Regions from separate parts of the Homo sapiens genome. Here all the other regions are linked to region 2. A link is a loop called in an ENCODE intact Hi-C map of the cell type or tissue named here. Cell type or tissue: IMR-90. All regions are shown on one strand. Region 1 overlaps SPTAN1 (spectrin alpha, non-erythrocytic 1). Region 2 overlaps DYNC2I2 (dynein 2 intermediate chain 2). Region 3 overlaps PHYHD1 (phytanoyl-CoA dioxygenase domain containing 1).

What was found. Hi-C counts contacts between places; a loop is a spot of excess contacts. Peaks named below come from ENCODE experiments on the same cell type or tissue, not always from the same donor. Only the 100,000 strongest peaks of a DNase experiment are listed, where the experiment ranks them.
Region 1: a loop joins it to region 2, with 6 times the contacts of the local background. A loop is called at or near these places in 3 of 110 quality-filtered maps.
Region 3: it touches region 2 in a loop (19-fold over the local background); 10 of 110 quality-filtered maps call a loop at or near these places.

The regions. Positions count from the first base shown.
Region 1 is chr9:128,557,958-128,560,457 of GRCh38, forward strand. The region is part of intron 1 of SPTAN1 (spectrin alpha, non-erythrocytic 1); the gene reads left to right. Among named protein-coding and RNA genes, the nearest start is that of SPTAN1, 6.6 kb to the left of the region's middle. RefSeq lists an enhancer at 920-979. In IMR-90, no CTCF peak of the experiment used is centred here; DNase peaks (open chromatin) are centred at 664 and 1,214; H3K4me3 peaks cover 541 bases; H3K27ac peaks cover 589 bases.
Region 2 is chr9:128,633,950-128,636,449 of GRCh38, forward strand. It overlaps DYNC2I2 (dynein 2 intermediate chain 2), which reads right to left. Exons shown (of 9, transcript NM_052844.4): 4 at 2,332-2,489; 5 at 1,709-1,818; 6 at 1,143-1,310; 7 at 740-972; 8 at 277-434; 9 at 1-33. Among named protein-coding and RNA genes, the nearest start is that of DYNC2I2, 22 kb to the right of the region's middle. RefSeq lists enhancers at 744-1,943, 1,996-2,500. In IMR-90, a CTCF peak has its summit at 1,448 (motif pointing right); a DNase peak (open chromatin) is centred at 1,542; H3K27ac peaks cover 1,434 bases.
Region 3 is chr9:128,926,949-128,929,448 of GRCh38, forward strand. It overlaps PHYHD1 (phytanoyl-CoA dioxygenase domain containing 1), which reads left to right. Exons shown (of 13, transcript NM_001100876.2): 4 at 90-248. Among named protein-coding and RNA genes, the nearest start is that of PHYHD1, 7.2 kb to the left of the region's middle. In IMR-90, a CTCF peak has its summit at 1,168 (motif pointing left); no DNase peak of the experiment used is centred here.

The sequences.
Region 1 (2,500 bases), 76 kb before region 2:
CACGCCCGGCTAATTTTTTGTATTTTTAGTAGAGACGGGGTTTCACCGTGTTAGCCAGGATGGTCTCAATCTCCTGACCTCGTGATCCATCTGCCTCAGCCTCCCAAAGTGCTGGGATTACAGGCGTGAGCCACCGCGCCCAGCTGTATATTAGAAATTTCTAGCCAAGATTCATATATTCAGACCCCACTCTTCTTCCGAGATCTGGTAGTATTGTAAGAATGCTGACAAGTTCATTTTATTCATTTTATTTATTACAATAGAGGACATAGTTGTAATTCCTGCTTTATCCCCCTGAGATTCGCATTACTTGCTGAATGATGCAGCTAACGTTTGACTGCTGCGTTGCAGCATTTATAAATAGCCTACGTCTTCAGTCTCCTCTAATAATATTTTGCAAATATATACCTTTTTTTTTAAGTTACCTTAAATGGGAAGTTGTCCTTAAACATATAGAGAATATACTTAGCACTTCATTTCCCCTCCTTCAGTCTCTATGTGAACAGACTTGATTGGCAAAATCAGAGACAGTTGGCTCCTTTGAGATAAGCAGTCAGTTGATTGCATTCCTAGGAAGTCGTCTCTGTTGTGGTTTTTAGGCAGTTAGTGGAACTGATAGATAGGCTGGTAAGATTGGAGTTTGTTTTTTAATGGCACGTTTCCCAGATTTTTCCTTTCTGGTGCTCTCAAAAGGCGTTAATCCCATATGGCTGGGAACAGCCTGGAACGTTCTCTGTGAAGTCGGCCTTATCAGTCTGCTGCATATGCCAGGGAAGGGGTGGGGTGCTTGCAGCATGCAGCCTCGGTTGTGGAAGGAATGTGGCACGCCCAGGCCGAGCTGAGCTGACATTTCAGTAACTGACAGTTTCGGGTGAGAGGCTGTAGCACCTTTGGATGGCAGGAATTCTTAATGATATTTATGAGAATTTTCCTGTGTTTAATGTAGTCTGCAGAAATGACCCTTTTAGGAGCAAAAAGAAACTGGAACTCGTGTAGATAAACAAGAGACAGCTCCCTGTCAGGTTAAGAGGGGGGAAACTCTCACTAACCCATAATGTTTTTTGGTGTCTCCTGTAATTGCACAAATGAAAATTCTGAATGCTGACTGCAGTGGGAGCACATTGGTGACTTTCAGATACCCAGCTCCCCAGAGACAGCCTGTTGTGGCTTGGCAGACCTCCCACCTACTGACGTCAGCTGATCTACTGCAGGAAAGAAAAGTCCATTATTGCCTGACCAAAGCACTTGGTATAGAATTGACTCGTTCTACTTCACTGGGGTGACAAAGAGGGCCTTTTAGGTTGGTTAATTTCAGCAGGGCCTTGCTGAACTGTCTCTCTGGATTGGCAGGATCAAATCAGCAAGCTGGGCCCAAGCAGGGGGACTTGCTCAGATGGAACCTTTGCGATATTATGATGGAGATTTTCTTATCATAAAGGGCTGTTCCCAAATGTGATTTAATTTCTGTAGCAGGTAAAGGATTTTAGAAATGCAGTGACTCCTGTGATAGGAGGCAGAACAGCACCATACACTCGAATCCTGGAGACTGCCATCTCTTTCAGGAGCTCGTGTGCAGTGTCGTTATTGTTCCATGTGTAACTATGCCTTCCTTGGAAAATTTCTTTACAAGAAAATTTTGGAAGCAAACAAATTAGATGCATAATTTCTCAATGTTTTTCCATCTTAACTGTTTCCTGAGGGTTGAGAACAAAGGAAATATATAAATAAATAAGTCTAACCCTAATTGTTTACCAAGACTCAATCTTAAATAATTTTGATTTTTTTTTTTTTTGAGACGGACTCTTGCTTTTTCGTCGCCCAGGCTAGAGTGCAGTGGTGCGATCTTGGCTCACTGCAACCTCTGCCTCCCGGGTTCAAGCGATTCTCCTGTCTCAGCCTCCCAGGTAGCTGGGACTACAGGCGTGCGCCACTATGCTTGGCTACTTTTTGTATTGTTAGTAGAGATGGGGTTTCACCATGTTGGCCAGGCTGGTTTCAAACTCCTGACCTCAGGTGATCCACCCGCCTTGGCCTCCCAAAGTGCTGGGATTACAGGTGTGAGCCACCCTGCCTGGCCGATAATTTTGATTTTTAAGAAATGATTAATACATCCACATCCACCTCACCTTTTTTTTTTTTTTTAAGAGACAGAGTCTCGCTCTGTCGCCCAGGCTGGAGTGCAAAGGCGTGATCTTGGCTCACTGCAACCTCAGCCTCCCGGGTTCTGGCAATTCTCCTGCCTCAGCCTCCCAAGTAGCTGGGATTACAGGCGCACGCCGCCACACCTGGCTAATTTTTTGTATTTTAATAGAGACGAGGTTCCACCGTGTTGCCCAGGCTTGTCTCGAACTCCTGAGCTAAGGCAATCCACCCCCTTCAGCCTTCCAAAATGCTAGGATTACAGGTGTAAGCCACCGTGCCCGCCTTTTTTTTTTTTTTTTGACACGGAGTCTAGCTCTGTCACCCAGGCTGGAGTGCAGGGGCTTGATCTCAGCTCACT
Region 2 (2,500 bases):
AGCTTTTCTGGAGATCAAACAGCTGCACGTCACCTGCAAAGAGAGACAGATACGTGGAGTAAGAGAAACTCTAGAGACCAACCACATGGCAGGAGGAGGCTAATGCCCGGGTTCAATCCTGTTGTGTGCAGCCACAGTGGCTTTGAGTTGGGTTGCTGGAGGGAAGCCGTCCTTACCCCCATGTGTGGTCTTTTCCCCAACCCAGAACCCCAGGTACAAGCAGGGCCCAGACCACCCACCCCTTAAACAGATCCAGGCCTAGCGGCCCCTTCCTACCTTTCCCAGAGGCAGCTGCAAAAACCAAGGGCCGCACTGGGGACCAGCGCACAGCAAACAGATACTTGAGGGAGAGCTGCAGCGAAGTCAAGGGAGGGGCCTGCAGCATGGAGTACAGGTGGACATGCCCGTCAGTCCCAGCGCTCAGGAAGAGATTCCTAGACGGGATGCAGGGGGCCAGGCAAGGGAATCAGTGCTGGGGTCTGGGTGGTGCTGGCCCCCAACACCAGACCCCTCCTGGGCTGCCAGGCTCGTGAAGAGCCTCCCGGGTCCCTCAGCCTGGAGTTGGTCCTCTCATTAGAGAAGGGACGATGCCTGGGCCAACCACCAAAGACCTGAACACGGGTCTCAGAGTGGGCAGAAGGCAAGCACTTGAAGCAGTTTGTCATGAGGCTTGGCAGGCTAGAGACCCGCAGGGCAGGGACACCCTGGCCCCACTGTGCCCCAGGCCTGCCCTACGTACCTGTGGAAGGGGGAACAGCTCACAGAGTAGATGGGACCGCCGTGGGGGGAGAAGGTAAACTGTGCTGGGGCCCGCAGGGGCACGGAGCTGGGCATCCGCGTGAGGGCTGCCTCTCCAGCTGCCAGGGAACACTTGAGCGGGAAGCCGCCTTCCGTGCCCAGAATGAACAGCCTAGGGTCAAAGCTGGAGAAGGCCACTGCCGTGGCGCCCACCTCGGTCTCCCCGCGGGGATGCTGTGGAGAAATGGCAGCAGCAGGGTCAGAGCCAAGGGCATCAGATGGCACTGTCCCAACAGAGCCAGAGAACAGGAGGGGAGATCACAGCAAGTCAGGCCCACTGCCACACCTTCCCACCCCCAAGGCTCACCGGCGCAGGCCAGGGCAGTTTCCGGGTGCCCACGTACCTTCTTGAGCTTGGTGCTCCGTGGCAGCTGCTGCATGACCAGGGCGAAGCCCTCTGTGAGCTGCAGCTGGCCTACCCCGATGCCCTGCCAGAGTAGCACCTTCCCGTCGGTGGCCACACTCAGCACCTGGAAGCGGTGGCTGTGCCCAGGCTCGGGCAGCCACACCACCTGAGTTAACAGCATGCAGGGCCAGGATGGAGACAAGGGACACCTGCCCAGGTGTCACGCTCCACCCCTACCCTCCCTCTCTTCCAGGAAAAAAAAAAATTCTCCGGGAGGCCCCAGAACCAGGCTCACCCACCAGGGGGCAGGCCTGGAGGGTTCCCAGGGCCCTCTCCAGTCCCAGAATCCCAGCGCTGCTCACTCGGTGCCTGCAGAGGAGGCTGGGAATGGCCACAGGGCCCTGGGAGTGGCTCCTGAGGGGGGTGACTCATGCTGCGGGAGCTCCGAGAATGCAGGAGGCAGCTGTCCAACTGCCAACGCCCGGGTGACCTTCCTAGGAGAGTGGGCGCCCTCTCCCCAGCTCTGCCTCAGGGCCCACCCCGCCCGGCAGCCCCTGCCCTGACCTGGGACACAGGGTCTGTGTGGGTGTCATCCGTCAGGCCTGTGCGCCACAGCAGCGGGTCCTCAAGACGGCTCAGGTCCCACACCAACACCTCACCACTGTACAGCCCTCCTGCAGGGACAGTGGACCTGGGCAGAGGCTCAGCCCCACCCCCAGCCTGACTTCCTGGCCAAACACCCGCCCCAGCCCACCTACAGGGCCAGGGCCAGGGCCAGGCGGCAGAGCCACTTGGCTGGAAGTCATCCCCACAGAGGGAGAGTCCTAGCCCCCAGCTCCCCTGTTGTACCCCAGGGAGCTTTGCCGGACACCCCTGCCCTGCACCTGGCAGCTCCCTCCAGCGTTGCCTGCCCCCTACCACTGACGGCTTCCCAAGGGCACCTGCCTCTTCTGGCCTCTCCACAGCCCCCTGTCCTGGCCCCGACCCTGGCCCCCTTCCAGACTCCTCCCCCGAGTTCCACCCCTCAGGGCTCACTGCAGACCTTCACCTGGGCTCCAGACTGAGAGGGTCAGGGCCCGCCTTCCTGTCTCCGGGCCAAAGGGCCCATGGAAAGCTCCCTTGTGCCCTCTGCAGGGCGGGAAGCTGAGTCCTGAGAGGAGAGGAGGCGGACACAGCAGGCAGCTCACCTGCGACGTGGGAGGGCTGCGTGGGGTGGAAGGCCAGACACAGGACAGCGCTGGGGACCTCCACCACGGCCGACGGCTGCTGGGGACGCAGGTCTCGCCGGTCCAGGTTCCAGGCACACACGAAGGACTTAAGCGTGCTCCAGTCCCCATGGTCCAGCCTGTGCAGGGA
Region 3 (2,500 bases), 290 kb after region 2:
CCCACCTTCACACAGCTGCAAGGTTGAGGGAAGGGTCAGACAGGAGCATTTGCAGACTGGGGAAGCCTGAGTCTCAAGCCTGCCTGCAGTTCCAACAGGATGGATTCCTGGTGCTGGAAGGATTCTTGTCTGCGGAAGAGTGTGTGGCCATGCAACAAAGGATTGGCGAGATAGTGGCTGAAATGGATGTTCCTCTCCACTGCCGCACAGAATTCTCCACCCAGGAAGAGGAGCAGCTTCGAGCCCAGGTAGGTGTCTGGGGCACATGAGGATGGGATGTGGCTTTTGAGGGAGGGCTTGGTCCCCGGCCAGAGCAGCATCGTGGAAGGGAGGATCCCAAGGCTCCAGGGTGTCAGGCCAAGCCCCTTACACACCTTTCCCTCGCTCCTCACTGGGAAGTTATCAAGTAGGCTTTATTGTCCTTTTTTTTTTTCTTTTTTCTTTTAAAACAGAATCTCACTCTGTTGCTCAGTCTGGAATTCAGTGGCGCGATCTCAGCTCACTGCAACCTCCGCCTCCCGGGTTCAAGTGATTCTCCTGCCTCAGCCTCCTGAGTAGCTGCACTTACAGGCATGCGCCACCAGGCCCGGCTAATTTTTGTATTTTTAGTAGAGACAGGGTTTCATCATGTTGGTCAGGCTGGTCTTGAACTCCTGATCTCCAGGTGATCCACCAGCCTCAGTCTCCCAAAGTGCTGAAATTACAGGCTATTATTATCCCCCCATTAGACAGTTGGGGAAAATTAGGTTCAGATCACTTGCCCCAAGCCACACAGTTAGTAGTGGACAGAGTCAGGATTTCAACCCAGATCTGTCTGATACCAAGTCCCTGCTGTTCCCAGCTTGGCTTTACTTTCTGTTTTCCGGCTGTTCTCTGGTCACCGAAGGCCACTTTGTGGCCAGCCACCTGGAATGAGCACAGTGGTCTGGATGACCCCCACCTGTGTAACTATCCCCCATGAGACTAGGAACTCAGATTTTCTCCCCCCAGTGACCGAATAGGTCACATGATAGGACCCAGTACAGTTTGCAATGGGTAAATTGAAGACTCTGGGGTCTCCCACACCGTTCTCTTGACCCTTCCTAGTCAGAGTTTATTATGAGCCTGCTTGCGCCTGGGCCAGGTGAGATCCTGGCACTCACGCCGAGGAGCACCTGCCATCTGGTGGGCATTAGCAGAAATACAACAGCCGGAAGCCATCCCAGGGAATGGGAAGAATGGGGTCTTGAGAAGGAAAAAGAACCAGTTAAGGAATGACAGTTTCTTCCAAAAAGCTGGTCTCATTTGCTGCACAGCTGCCTTCCATTCGGGGGGATACTGGGGGAAGCAGAGACAGCTCCTGCAGCCAGAGACAGGCAGGCCACTCAAGGGTTCCTAGGAGTAAGAAGGGCCGAATCCTGTGCCCTCCAAGCTGCCTTCAGAGACTAATGGGTTGTGGGGTGGGAAGAAAGTGAGAATAAAGCTGATATATTGGCCGGGCGCAGTGACTCACGCCTGTAATCCCAGCACTTTGGGAGGCCGAGGTGGGTGGATCATCTGAGGTCAGGAGTTTGAGACTAGCCTGGCCAACATGGTGAAACCCTGTTTCTACTAAAAATACAAAAATTAGCTGGGCCAGGTGATGCATACCTGTAATCCCAGCTACTTGGGAGGCTGAGACAGGAGAATCGCTTGAACCCAGGAAGTGGAGGTTGCAGTGGGCCAAGATCATGCCACTGCACTCCAGCCTGGGCAACAGAGCAAGAATCCTGTCTCAAAAAAAAACAAAAACAAAAACAAAAAACTGATATATCTTGGTTTATAATGCATGCAAAGAAAAGAGCTTGGCATGGTGCCCAGCACTCAGTAACATCCTCAATATTCACTCTTGATACTGTGAGAAAAAAAAAGATCAGTGGGCGTCCTGTTTCATTTTCTTGGGTTACCTCCAGCTTTCCTTGTTTGAGTTATTTTACAACACTGTAAGTTGGATAAAACTGATAATAATGCACATGATACTTGTCCAAGTAGGGGGTCAGTACCACTCTGTTCCAATCACGTTACCATGAACTGGGTCCTGGGGAATGCAATTATTGCCCTGTGGATAGAACAGTTGGGCAGCTGGGTGTGGTGGCTCATGCCTGTAATCCCAGCAGTTTGGGAGGCCAAGCAGGGAGGATCGCTTGAGCCCAGGAATTCGCAAACAGCCTGGTCAACAAAGTGAGACCTGTCTCTACAAAAAAATTTTTTTAAATTAGCTGGGCATGGTGGTATATGCCTGTGGTCCCAGCTACATGGGAGGCTGAGGCAGAAGGATCACTTGGGGCCAGGAGGTTGAGGCTGCAGTGAGCTATAATCATGCCACTGCACTCCAGTCTGGGTGGGTGATAAAGAAAGACCCTGTCTCAAAAAAACAAAACAAAACAAAAAACAGTTTGCATCTATCTCTAAATTCATTTCAAGGGCCAGGAGTGGTGGCTTATACCTGTAATCCCAGCACTTTGGGAGGCTGAAACAGGCA